4 separate regions of the Homo sapiens genome follow, and all the other regions are linked to region 1. Evidence: chromatin contacts called from ENCODE Hi-C or POLR2A ChIA-PET data. All regions are on one chromosome and are shown on one strand. The core of a region is the stretch at or near the end of the contact, and the rest is flanking DNA. Distances in the headings are between cores, read along the strand shown.

Region 1 (2,798 bases), core at 122-2,621:
CACATGCCCGTAATCCCAGCTACTCAAGAGGCTGAGGCAGGAAAATCGCTTGAACCCGAGAGTTGGAGGTTGCCGTGAGCCGAGATTGCGCCATTGCACTCCAGCCTGGGCGACAGAGTGAGACGCCATCTGGAAAAAAAAAAAAAAGCGTAAAGAATTCCCTCCCTGGGGCCGAGGTGGCAGCTCTCCACACCTTCCCACAAGGGTGCCAGCTGAGGAGGGACAGTGGAAGGGGCCCCTGCAGGGCTGGGGGATGCCTCTGAGCGTTCCAGGCAGGCAGGCACAGGCAGGAGCTCCTGGAGCTGTAGCCTCCTCACCCAAGGCTTCCAGCTCCTTCCTGTGTGGGGTCTCAGACACGCGACCCACCCGGACGTCCGTGACAGTGTAGCTTCTTCATCTCCGGCATGACCCGAATTTCCTCGGGGCCCCCCACTCCCTGGGGAACAGGAAGAAAATACCCATTTCACCCTCACTGATATACACAGCACACAGGCACCTACGTACACACTTGCACACATCCAGTGTCTCAGCCCGTGGCTGCTTCCGCCCCACTGCCCGTCTTTGTAGCAGGACACAGGTGCACGCCTGGGGCCCAGGGCTCTCATCCAAGCTGGTATGTCCCACCGCCCCCCACCCTCTCCCAGGCACCCAGCATTTTGAGCCCAGAATCATGGGAAACTCCCGTCAGGTCCACACGGTGCTGAGCCCAAGCCTGCAGGGCTTGGGGGAGGTGGGCTGCTCTCAGCTTCCCCCAGCCTGGCCTGGCATCTCCTGGACCCCCGCAGGGGTGGCAGCTCAGCCCCTTGTGGGTTTTTTCTTTGGGGGGACAGACTCTCGCCCTGTCACCCAGGCTGAGGTGCAGTGGCACGATCTCGGCTCACTGCAACATCCACCTCCCGGGTTCAAGCGATTCTCCTGCCTCAGTCTCTTGAGTAGCTGGGATTACAGGCGCCTGCCACCATGCCCAGCTGTTTTGTATTTTTAGTAGAGATGGGGTTTCGCCATGTTGGCCAGGCTGGTATCGAACTCCTGATCTCAGGTGATCTGCCTGCCTCAGCCTCCCAAAGTGGTAGGATTGCAGGTGTGAGCCACTGCGCCTGGCCCTGTTCCAGGATCTTGGCTCTCTGTCCCGGGCAGGGTGCTTCCGGGCCTCTTTGATTCTGGCCACAATGCTGAGCCTGTCCCGCAGCCCTGGGAGTGGCCCCCAGACCTTCCACTGCCCCAGGAATGGCTGACGCAACTATTCCCCCCAACCAGTGAGACCTGTGCCTGCCCGAGGAAGGTGTGAGCCGGGCCATTTAGAGGAGCTCCCTCGGGTGGATCCACCTCTGAGTCCTGGGCCTGCAGCCTGGCACAGGGCTCCTGGAGGGGCTGCATGGAGCTGGGCAGGCCGGGCCCTGGGCATCTTCCACCAGGGGGCAGCCACGGCTCAGGAACGCGACCTGCGGCGCACCCTTGGCTAAACGCGGCTGCACGCAGGGCATGGGGTGGCCGGCCAAAGCGCATGTGAACCTGGTAATGCAATGTCCCCCGTGGGTCCGAAAGCCCTGAGGCCACCCGAGTGAGCATCCCTCCAGCCCTGAGGCCACCCTCCCGGGCCTCTGAGACACGGTCCCTGTGTGGGTGGCTGTACAGTCCCGGTTCTGGACAGGCCGTGGGGGGCACAGGAAGTGGCTGCTCAGCCCCCTGGGCGGCTGGACCAGGAGGGCACTGGGTGATCTGGGGGCACCGTGGCAGGGCTGGGCCTGGTCACCCAGGCTCTGACGCCCTCGTGATTCCTGTCTGCTGGGCCCCACAGCGCCCTCAGCACCATGCTGGCCATGCTGGCCAGAGCTGTCTTCCTCCCACCAAACACTGTCCGTGAGGGCGACCTGTTTCCAGTTTGAACCAAGTTCACACTGACTCCACCACTCACTTGCTGTTGGGTCACTGCTCTGGGCCCCTCTGGGGGACTCAAGGAGCTGAGTGGCTCCGACTCCCCAGGCCTGAAGCCCCAAGACGCGCTGCCAGGACCACGCTGGCTGAGGCCACTCTTTGAGCCCCTCCCCCACAGGTGGCCGAGCACACACAGTCCAGTGGGCTGAGGTGGCCCCAAGGGCAGGAACGTGGCATCTCTTCCCACCAGTCAGTGGCTCTGGGGGCACAAGGACTTGTCGGGGGAAGGAGGCAGCAACCGCAGGTCAGAAGCTGGAAGCAGCGGCCACTCAGCAAATGACACAGCTGAGCCGGAAAACCCAGTCCCAGGGCTGTGAAGAGCTGGGGCCGGCCTCACGGGGGCTCCCCAGTTTCCCCTGCCCGGCCCTGGGCCGGCCTCACGGGGGCTCCCCAGTTTCCCCTGCCCGGCCCTGCCCTGCCCTGCCCTGCCCTGCCCTGCCCTGCCCTGCCCTGCCCTCCCCTCCCCTCCCCTCCCCTCCCCTCCCCTCCCCTCCCCTCCCCTCTCCTCCCCTCCCCTTTCCTTCCTTTTTCTTTCCTTCTTTCTTTTCCTTCTTCTTTCCTTCCTTCCTCCCTCCCTTCCCTCCCTCCCTTCCCCCCTTCTTCCTTCCTTCCTTTCTCTCCCCCTCCCCACTCCCTCCCTCCCCTCCCCCATCCCCTCCCTCTCCCCTCCCCTCCTCGTCCCTTTGTCAGGGTCTTGCTCTGTTGCCCAGGCTGGAGTGTAGTGATGCAGTGAGCTGTGATCGCACCACTGCAGCCTAGAACCTCCCGGGCTCAAGGGATCCTCCTGCTGCAGCCTCCTGAGTAGCTAGGACTATAGGCATGCGCTACCAGGCCTGACTTTTTTTTTTTTTTTTTTTTTGTAG
Region 2 (2,951 bases), core at 445-2,944, 310 kb after region 1:
AGGAAAAGATTTCTGTGCTGTCAGAATTCTAAGATGAGCCTCGATGACAGACGCCCCTGTCTTTCCCTGGAGTGTGGAAGGGACCTGAGAATATGATGGAACATCACTTTTGTGATTTGGTTACTTTAAGTTAGTCAAAGAGGAGGTGCTCTTGGGCCAGGTATGGTGGCTCATGCCAAGGTGGGAGGATCCCTTGAGCCCAGGCCATTTGAGGTTGGTCTGGGTAACACAGTGAGACCTCATCTCTATTAAAAATTTAAAAAGTAGCCGGGTGTGGTGGCACATGCCTGTAGTTCCAGCTACTCAGGAGGCTGAAGTGGAAGGTTCTCTTGAGCTGGGGAGTTCGAGGCTGCAGTGAACCGTGATTGTGCCAGTGGCACTCCAGTCTGGGCAACAGAGCGATACTCTGTCCCAAGGCGGGGGAAAAAAGGAGGTGACCTTGGCAGGCCCGATCTAATCAGGTGGGCCTTTTTTTTTTTTTTTTTTTTTTTTGAGACGGAGTCTTGCTCTGTCACCCAGGCTGGAGTGTAGTGGCACGATCTTGGCTCACTGCAAGCTCTGCCTCCCGGGTTCACGCCATTCTCCTGCCTCAGCCTCCCAAGTAGCTGGGACCGCAGCGCCCGCCACCATGCCCGGCTAATTTTTTGTAGTTTTAGTAGAGACAGGGTTTCGCCATGTCAGGTGGGCCTTTTAAAAGAGGTGCTCTCCTGCTGACCTAGAAGAAAGCACACAGCCGTGTTATGAGGAGGAGCCACGTGGCAAGGAAGTGAGGGCACCCCTAGGAGCTGCCAGCTAGTAAGAAAATGGGACATCAGTCAGAGGACTGCAAGGAAATGAACTCTGCCAGTACCAGTGAGCTTGAAAAAGGATGACAAGCCTTAGATGGGAACGCGGCCAGGTGCACCAGCCTGCGAGGTTCCGAGCAGAGCACGTGGCGAACTCTGGATGCCCAGGCTGCTGACCCAAGCACATTGGGAGATCATTACATCTGTGCCGTTTTAAGTTGCTAATTGGTGGTAATCTTTTCATCCAGCAACAAAAAACCTTTAGTACTTCTTAGGGCAAAATAACCATGAAGCATAAAGGAAAATGTCATCTTCCCTGCACATTCTCAGCCCCAGGGACCTCTTGCACTTAGTACGTACTGAACGCTTGCTGAGTCAATGAAGACATGTGTTTTTTCAAACCTGACTTTTTAAATGGCAGCTTAAATATTTTTTCCTTTAATAGCTTAGTGGTTCTCTGACTCCTGTTCGCTGTCCCCACATCAGAATAGCAATAATAAGGAATGATTCTTCCCTCCCCCTGCAAATGTAGCTGCCTGGTTAACACAGAACACAAGCTCTACAGACCTAATAAATGTCTGGAAAACCTCTTGCTTGGGGATGAGTCACTCCCTAACTCAAAACCAACAGGATGAGTCAGCAGCTGTTGCTTCAGGCTCTTTATGGAAAGCCCCTCTATTTTTACTATCCTATTCTTAAACAAAGACAAAAACCCAAAAACTCAACATCTCCCCAACTATCGATGCTTACAGTATTAGAAATGAAAACTCAGAGCTTTTAAGAAAACAAGGCTTTAGGGCCGGGTGCAGTGGCTCACACTGTAATCCTAGCACTTTAAGAAAACAAGGCTCTGCAAACACTTATCTCATTCGCCATCCAAGTGATGACATCCTCATACGTCGTGTGGCCTCTGAAAAGCTCCAATGCAGGCTTGCACATGAAAGAGGGTGTAAAGGGCAGACAGTGTCTCAGCAGTTTCATGTGTTCTGTGCTGTCAGGGTTCTAAGACGAGCCTCAATGACACACGCCCTGTGCAATTTCTTCCCCTGCAGCGTGGGAGGAAGCTGGAGTGTGATGGAACGTATCTCCTGTGATTGGGCGACTTTCAGCTAAGCCAAAGGGAGGTGATCTTGGTGGGCCTGATCTAATCAGGGGAGCCTTTCAAGGAACCTGGGGGAACCCCTGAAAGGGTCTCGGGGGCCCCCACAGCACACTTGGAGGAACCCCTGTGCTAGAGAGGTTGGTGCCTGTGTAGCAGCGTGCCCCTAACAGCAGAGTCACAGCCCTAGGCTGGAAGCCACCAGTGCCCACCTCTGGTTCAGTGGATAATCAAGTGCAGTTTACTCATCTAATAGAACACCACAGAAGAATGGATATGAGAGGGTTATCACCGCATGTATCAACATGATGGGTCTCTGCTGGGCGCGGTGGCTCATGCCTATAATCCCAGCGCTCTGGGAGGCCGAGGTGGATCACCTGAGGTCAGGAGTTCGAGACCAGCCTCCTGATATGGTGAAACACCGTCTCTACTAAAAATACAAAAACTAGCGGGGCGTGGTGGTGGGCGCCTGTAATCCCAGCTACTGGGGAGGCTGAGGCAGGAGAATCACTTGAACCCAGGGGGCGGAGGTTGCAATGAGCCGAGATTACACCATTGCACTCAGCCCTGGGCCACAGAGCAAAACACTGTCTCAAAATAAATAAATAAATAAATAAATAAATAAATAAATAAATAAATAAATAAAATAAAAATAAAAACCCCATGATGGATCTCAAAATATAACGCTGAAGAAATAAGTCATAAAATGGTTATACTGTCCTTATTTACATGAAGTTAAAACACAGGCAAAAGGAAACAAAGCGCTAGCTGTAAGAACTCACACCTACCTTGCACTTCCTATGTGCCTGCACTGTTCTAAGGGCCTCCCCCATATCACCTTCATTCTCACAATACTCACGGTGTGTTATTACTGTTCTGTCCATGTGACAGATGGGAAGACTGAGACAAAGTGGTTAAATAACATGCCCAAGTGGTAAGTTACTACTGTTTAGGAATAGGTGGTAAAAAGACAAGTAAAAGGAAAGGAATAATTAGCCAAATACTAGAATAGTGGTGACGCTGGGGTGGCGGTAGTGGCTCACATGGGGTTTATGAATTACTGTTGA
Region 3 (3,073 bases), core at 18-2,517, 350 kb after region 1:
AATTTCAGAAAATTTCACTGGAAAATGAAGTGTATCAGTAAAAAAACAACTTTTTTTTTTTTTTTTTTCTTAGATGGAGTTTCACTCTTTTTGCCCTGGCCTGGAGTGCAATGGAGTGATCTCGGCTCACTGCAACCTCCGCCTCCCAGGTTCAAGCAATTCTCCTGCCTCAGCCTCCTAAGTAGCTAGGATTACAGGTACCTGCCACCAGGCCCGGCTAATTTTTTATTTTTAGCTGAGATTACAGACCACCACGGACTGCTAATTTTTGTATTTTTAGTAGAGAGGGGGGTTCCACCATGTTGTCCAGCCTGGTCTCGAACTCCTGACCTCAGCTGATCCGCCCGCCTCAGCCTCCCCGCCAAAAAAACAATGTTTTAACAACAACTATAGTAGCCTCCACCCCTTATCCGTGGCATAAGTTCCAAGACCCTCAGTGGATGTCTGAACGGTACCAAGCCCTACCTGTATTGTTTTTAAAGTTTAATTTAATTTATGAATTAGGCACAGTAAGAGATTAATAATAGCTAATAATAAAATACAACAATTATAACAATATACTGTCATGAAAGTTAAGTAAATATGGTCTCTCCTTCTGTCTCTCAAATGTGGTATCACCGTCCGCGCCTATTTTCCGTTGGCGGCTGGCTGTGGATAACGGGAGATGACTGTACTGCCAAGAGTACTACCAGCGCTACTATTGTCATCATCACTGAAATCTGGCAGCTCCTCTATTCCAAAAGATACAACTGCTTCTTCCAGCTTAAAACGGGTGGGAAAACATACAAATCCAGGCAGTCAGCAGTCATGAGACAGGAAAAGACTAAAATACGACAAGCCAAGTAGCCCGCCCACCAAAACGGGAGCCAGGGGATCATGTTCTAGATTTAACGTCACCATCGTTTGTGATGAGAAACTACTTTTCATTCTTTTGCTTGTTTCCTCATTGTTAAAGATAAAGTTAATGTTGTTCTGCCCCTTCTTACCTCATCAACAGGGTCAAAGGGATGAAGAAATAACTAACATAGTATTAGGGAATGCAGCCAGCCTTTGGAAAATATTCTCTCAGCAAAAACAGCACCCCCTGAGCAGTTAGGAGGTCTGTTCCACCATCCTTAGACTAATGTTTCGAAATCAGCAAGGCAGTGTTTATGAGAACTTCTGTGTTCTTCTGAGGGGCACACTGCATACTCTCTGGTATGGTCTACACTGGGGGTATACAGAGTGGTCAAGGGCCCTGAGAAGGCTATCAAGTACACATCTGTCCATCTGGAAAAGCCTTCTCATCTCAGAGCAATCTGAGGGACTCAGGCCAGCTGAGAGCAGCATCCCATCCTCCAGGACAGAGAAAACCAGGGTCACCTGCTCACTAGGCACTTATCTATGTTCCTTTTTTGGAGACTGGGTCTTGCTCTGTCACCCAGGCTGGAGTGCAGTGGCATGAACATGGCTCACTGCAATCTCGACCTTCTGGGCTCAAGTGATCCTTGCCCGTAGCCTCTCAAGGAGCTGGGACCACAGGCATGCCTCGTTACGCCCGGCTAATTTTAAGATTTTCGTAGAGTCAGGGTCTCACTATATTGCCCAGGCTAGTCTCAAACTCCTGAGCTCAACTGATCCTCTGGCCTTAGCCTTCCAAAGCACTAGGAATTACAGGTGTGAGCCACTGCATCCGGCCTTTTTTTTTTTTTCCTTTTTAAATAACAGTTTTACTGTGCTATAATCCATGTACCATATAACTCATCAATTTGAAGTGTACAACTTAATGATTTTTAGTTGGCACTTATCCTAAAAATCTTCATTTCTGACACCCAGGGCAGAGCAGATGAATCCATTCTGCCTCCTTCATCTCTCTCCTGCAGCATCAATTTGGTGCCTATAACTTCCACTTCTGCCTTGAACCACTGAGTCAGACGTAATGATGACCAAAGAGTAGTTGAAAGTCTCCTCCAGACCCAGCTGACCAGGACGGTCTGGTTAGAGATGCTCCCTGATTTTCCCCTCAGGACCTTGTCTGTCTGCCGTTGGAGACCATGCCTAGTTCTACCAATCCACAAACATTTGTTCAGTGTGTTTGTTTGTGGGGGAAACAAACTTTAAGAAGCAGTATCTGACCCCCAGAAACTCAGAGTCTGGCTAGAAAGACAAATGTATGGATAAAAAAAATACTTACCACCCACTCATGATTTTAAAAAACCTTTGCAAACTAGGAACAGAGAAATGCTTCAACTTGATAAAGAACACTGACAAAAAAACATACAGCTAACCTCATAATTAATGTGAAAGACTGAATGCTTTCCCTCCAACACTAGGAAAAGACAAAGATGCCTACTTCTGCTACTGCTATTCAACATGGTTCTGGAAGTTCTAGCCAGTGCGACAAGGTAGGAAAATGAAATAAAAGATCACACAGCTCAGGAAAAGCAGGGGGGAAAACAAATAGATTAGACACACAAAAAAAGAAAACACACAACTAAACCCATTTGCAGATAAAAAGATGATCTATGTTGAAAATCCCAAAGTAATCTACCAAAAAAACTCCTAGAATAAACAAATGAATCCAGAATAGTTGCAGGATATAATGTCAACACACGAAATTCAATTGTCTTTCTATATACTAGCAATGAACATGTGGAAAGTGAAATGAAAGATGTACTACTACTAACTATCACTAAAAAAACGAAACAGGTATAAATCTAACAAAATATGTGTAGGACTTATGTGCTGAAAACTGCAAAATGTTGAGGAAAGAAATTTTCAAAATCTAATAGATATACCACGGTCACGAATTAGAAGATTCAACACGGTACCAATATCCTTAAATTAATAAACAGGTTTAGCACAATTTCCATAAAATCCCAGCAGGATCTTTTGTAGATATAAATATGATTATTTGAAAATTTATATGAAAAAGCATTAAATTAGCTAAAGCAACTTTGAAAAAGAAAAGTGGGAACAATCAGTCTATCTGATTTTAAGACTTATTATATAGCTATGATAATCAAGACTGTGTGGTATTGGTGAGGTGACAGACCCACAGATCAATGGAACATAACAGAGAACCCAGGGATAG
Region 4 (3,064 bases), core at 50-2,549, 410 kb after region 1:
GCTGTACGGTTATTGGACAGATTCGAGTTAACGTATGGAGAACAGGCAGGGTGCAAAGTGCATCCTGGCGTAGACCCCAGCTCTGCCAGGCACTAGCTCTGTAGGCTCTTGAACAACTTCCTTACCTCCCTGTGCCTTGTTTTCTTTTTTTTTTTTTCCCGAGACGGAGTCTCTCTCTGTTGCCCAGGCTGGAGTGCAGTGGCAGGATCTTGGCTCACCACAACCTCCACCTCCCGGGTTTGAGCAATTCCCCTGCCTCAGCCTCCTGAGTAGCTGGGATTACAGTTGTGTGCCATCACGCCTGGCTAATTTTTGTATTTTTAGTAGAGACGGGGTTTCACTATGTTGGCCAGGCTGGTCTCGAACTCCTTACCTCACAATGCGCCCTCCTCGGCCTCCCAAAGTGCTGGGATTATAAGTGTGCGCCACCGCACCCGGCCCTTGGTTTTCTATTCTGTAAAACGGAAGTGACCCGGTGGAGATAAAGGGGTAAATGCAGAGAATGAACTCAGAACATGCCGGTCGCCTTGGCAGTGCTCGCTAAGTGTTTGCATTTTTTTCCCTCCCTGTAACCGCTAGACCACCACGGAACTTGCATTTTTTGCTACTGGATGACAGGTCTTCCTCCTCTCCCAGGGTGGCTGTCTGGCAGGTTTCCCCACTTCCTGCAGTCTTCTCTGCCCTAGGGGACCAGTAGCCATGTTTCTGCCCCAACAAGTAACCTCCTTGCCCTGTCCTGGCTCCCGGGATCCTTCCTCTGGTGGTCTGCACGGGCCACGGCGCTCAGGGTGCCGCAGCGGCAAAGTGGGCAGTGGTCGCCCGTGTTCCAGGGAAGGAGGAGGGTGAGGGCGCCTGACCTCAGAGACCCCCAGAAGGTATCTGTGGGGGCACAGATGACCAGGAGCCCTGGAGTTAGTTCCATTTGCTGGCTGTGACCTTGGAAAGCCAGCAATGATTCAGGACCGGCTGCACAATTTGTGCAAAATGAAAATGTGGGGCCTCTTGTCCAAAAAGTATTACGAATTTCAAAACAGCCACAGCAGAGCACCACGCCGAGCAAGGGCCCTTCTCAGTACAGACCCTGAGCCTCCCGAGAGTGTGAGTGCTGGGGAAATCTGGGGAAAGAGGCCAAGGCTGTCCAGAGCCGAGCCCCTCCCTGGGGATTGTGTCTGGGGCCCGCAAACTCCCCAGGCGGAGGGAAGAGCCAGTCCTCCGGAGACGCTGGGCACCGAGCCTCCTCCAGGCCCGGAGAACGAGCCTGTAGCCTGTCGCTGTTTGCTGAGGGCCCTGACCTCTGTGGGAACACACAGGAAGTGGTTCATTTTCTCCCCACCAGTGACTCACTCCCGTCAGCCCTGCCCTTTCCAATCTCTGCTTCCTGTCCCTTAGCCTCAGCTTGGGTAATTCTGGGCAATAGAAAGGCCAGTCTGGTTGAGTCTGAAACTGCCATCTCACATGCAATTTCGCACTCATCTTGTCCCCCACTGAAGGGCTGGCTTAGCCTTGGCCGGAGAGCCCTGGAGAAGGAGGGGAGAGGTCGGGGGGACTGGCTGCGGTCCTTCCTCTTTCTCCTGGCTTCTGGGGTTGGGAGGGGAAGAGGAGGAAGAGGAGGAGGAGGAGAAGGTCTGGAGTGTCGGCACAATAGTAATATCAATAACAATAGCAGCTAATATTTACTGCAAGTGGTTCTCTGGGTCTGGAGATGCTCCAAGCACTTTTCTGACCGTAAGTTATGGCATTAAGTTTTGTAACTAGGAGGTAGGTCCTGTAATAAGGTCCTGTTGTAATTCCCATTTTTCTCTGTTGAGGAAACAGGCTGAGACAAGGTAGGTAATGTGCCCAAGGCCACAAAATTAGGAGGTGGCAGAGTCAGGATTGGAACCCAAGGTCTTCCTGATTCCACATCCGTTGCCCAGTCACTCCACTGCCTCACTTTCGCAAGAGTCCATATAAAGTTCCTGAGGTTGGGGCCTGGGACCTGTGGCAAGGTAAGTGTCCAGGGATTCAGCTAAGATGAGGCTTACACTTTTTTTTTTTTTGATAGAGTCTCTCTCTGTTGCCCAGGCTGGAGTGCAGTGGCAAGATCTCAGCTCACTACAACCTCTGCCTCCTAGGTTCAAATGATTCTCCCACCTCAGCCTCCCGAGTAGTTGTGACTACAGGCATGTGCCACCACGCTTGGCTAATTTTTCTATTTTTTGGTAGAGACGGGGTTTCACTGTCGGCCAGGCTGGTCTCAAACTCCTGACCTCAAGTTATCACCCCGCCTCGGCCTCCTGAAGTGTTGGGATTACAGGCGTGAGCCACTGCGCCCGGCCTGAGATGAAGCTTATTGAGGGTACTGAGAAAGATTTTTGACTCAATTTCTGAACCTTGTGAATTCTCACAGCACTTAACAGTAAGGAATTATCTGATATTTACATGCTTGTTATCTGCTTTCCTCATTAGGATGCAAACTTCATAAAACCATTTTGTTCATCTCTTCCTGATACCTGGTATGCGCTCACTAAATGCTTGGGAACGTGAATGAATGAATGAAACGTCTTCTGACGTGATCCTTGTATCTACATCTCCTTGCTGCGGCCAAGTCTCAGGTGCACCCTGAGCTCAGTGGTGGTCTTGCCTTTGCCCAGAGTGGGATGGGGTCCAGGTGGGGTGTCCCAAGCAGCCTGAAGAACATGACTCGAAATTCCCATCTGTGACCACCAGGTGTCGCTCATGCCACACAAGGAAACCCATAGATGGCCTCTGCTGAATTAGGGGTGCAGCGGGTGGGGAAATCTCATCTGTGACCACAGATGAGTTATCCAGGCTGCCATTTGTTCTCATTAGGTCCTGGATTTCCTCCTCAGAACCAGACAGATGTGATCAGCATTGTGGGCCGAGGGCCGGCACCTCCCCACCTCCCCGGCTATGGGTAGCTGTAGGGTGTCAGGGAGGGGATGCTGGGGTTCAGGCCCCGGATTCCATCCAGCTGCAGCCGTGTCACTGCCACTCCTCCTGCCCCCAAGCTTTGGCCTTGGCTGCCCAGGTAAGGCTGGCCCGGCACAGCCATTCATCAGTG

What was found. A loop is a pair of places that touch in the nucleus more often than their neighbours do. ChIA-PET counts read pairs that join two places held with the same protein, here RNA polymerase II (POLR2A). Pooled maps may share reads with other maps.
Region 2: a pooled map shows a loop between it and region 1 (4-fold over the local background). The contact joins two enhancer-like sites. A Hi-C loop is called at or near these places in 2 of 50 pooled maps. POLR2A ChIA-PET finds 5 or more read pairs at or near these places in 2 of 52 experiments (CD4-positive, alpha-beta T cell and GM12878).
Region 3: a pooled map shows a loop between it and region 1 (4-fold over the local background). The contact joins two enhancer-like sites. A Hi-C loop is called at or near these places in 2 of 50 pooled maps. POLR2A ChIA-PET finds 5 or more read pairs at or near these places in 2 of 52 experiments (PC-9 and WTC11).
Region 4: a map of PC-9 shows a loop between it and region 1 (5-fold over the local background). The contact joins two enhancer-like sites. A Hi-C loop is called at or near these places in 2 of 168 maps with a recorded cell type or tissue (PC-9 and endothelial cell of umbilical vein), 2 of 37 single-sample maps with no recorded cell type and 11 of 50 pooled maps. POLR2A ChIA-PET finds 5 or more read pairs at or near these places in 2 of 52 experiments (AG04449 and activated CD4-positive, alpha-beta T cell).

Annotation. Positions count from the first base shown.
Region 1 is chr7:2,450,165-2,452,962 of GRCh38, forward strand. No RefSeq gene overlaps it. Among named protein-coding and RNA genes, the nearest start is that of GRIFIN, 25 kb to the right of the region's middle. RefSeq lists enhancers at 1,072-1,727, 1,728-2,381 and a silencer at 2,310-2,389. Within about 2 kb of position 1,372, at least 7 of the 41 ENCODE cell types and tissues checked have a DNase peak (open chromatin) inside an H3K27ac peak, as active enhancers do.
Region 2 is chr7:2,756,662-2,759,612 of GRCh38, forward strand. All of the region lies in intron 2 of GNA12 (G protein subunit alpha 12), which reads right to left. It also overlaps a transcript of AMZ1 not described here. Among named protein-coding and RNA genes, the nearest start is that of AMZ1, 70 kb to the left of the region's middle. RefSeq lists an enhancer at 1,327-1,616. Within about 2 kb of position 1,695, at least 37 of the 41 ENCODE cell types and tissues checked have a DNase peak (open chromatin) inside an H3K27ac peak, as active enhancers do.
Region 3 is chr7:2,795,767-2,798,839 of GRCh38, forward strand. All of the region lies in intron 1 of GNA12 (G protein subunit alpha 12), which reads right to left. Among named protein-coding and RNA genes, the nearest start is that of GNA12, 47 kb to the right of the region's middle. Within about 2 kb of position 1,268, at least 19 of the 41 ENCODE cell types and tissues checked have a DNase peak (open chromatin) inside an H3K27ac peak, as active enhancers do.
Region 4 is chr7:2,862,497-2,865,560 of GRCh38, forward strand. No RefSeq gene overlaps it. Among named protein-coding and RNA genes, the nearest start is that of GNA12, 20 kb to the left of the region's middle. RefSeq lists enhancers at 1-564, 1,213-1,342 and a silencer at 2,120-2,199. Within about 2 kb of position 1,300, at least 39 of the 41 ENCODE cell types and tissues checked have a DNase peak (open chromatin) inside an H3K27ac peak, as active enhancers do.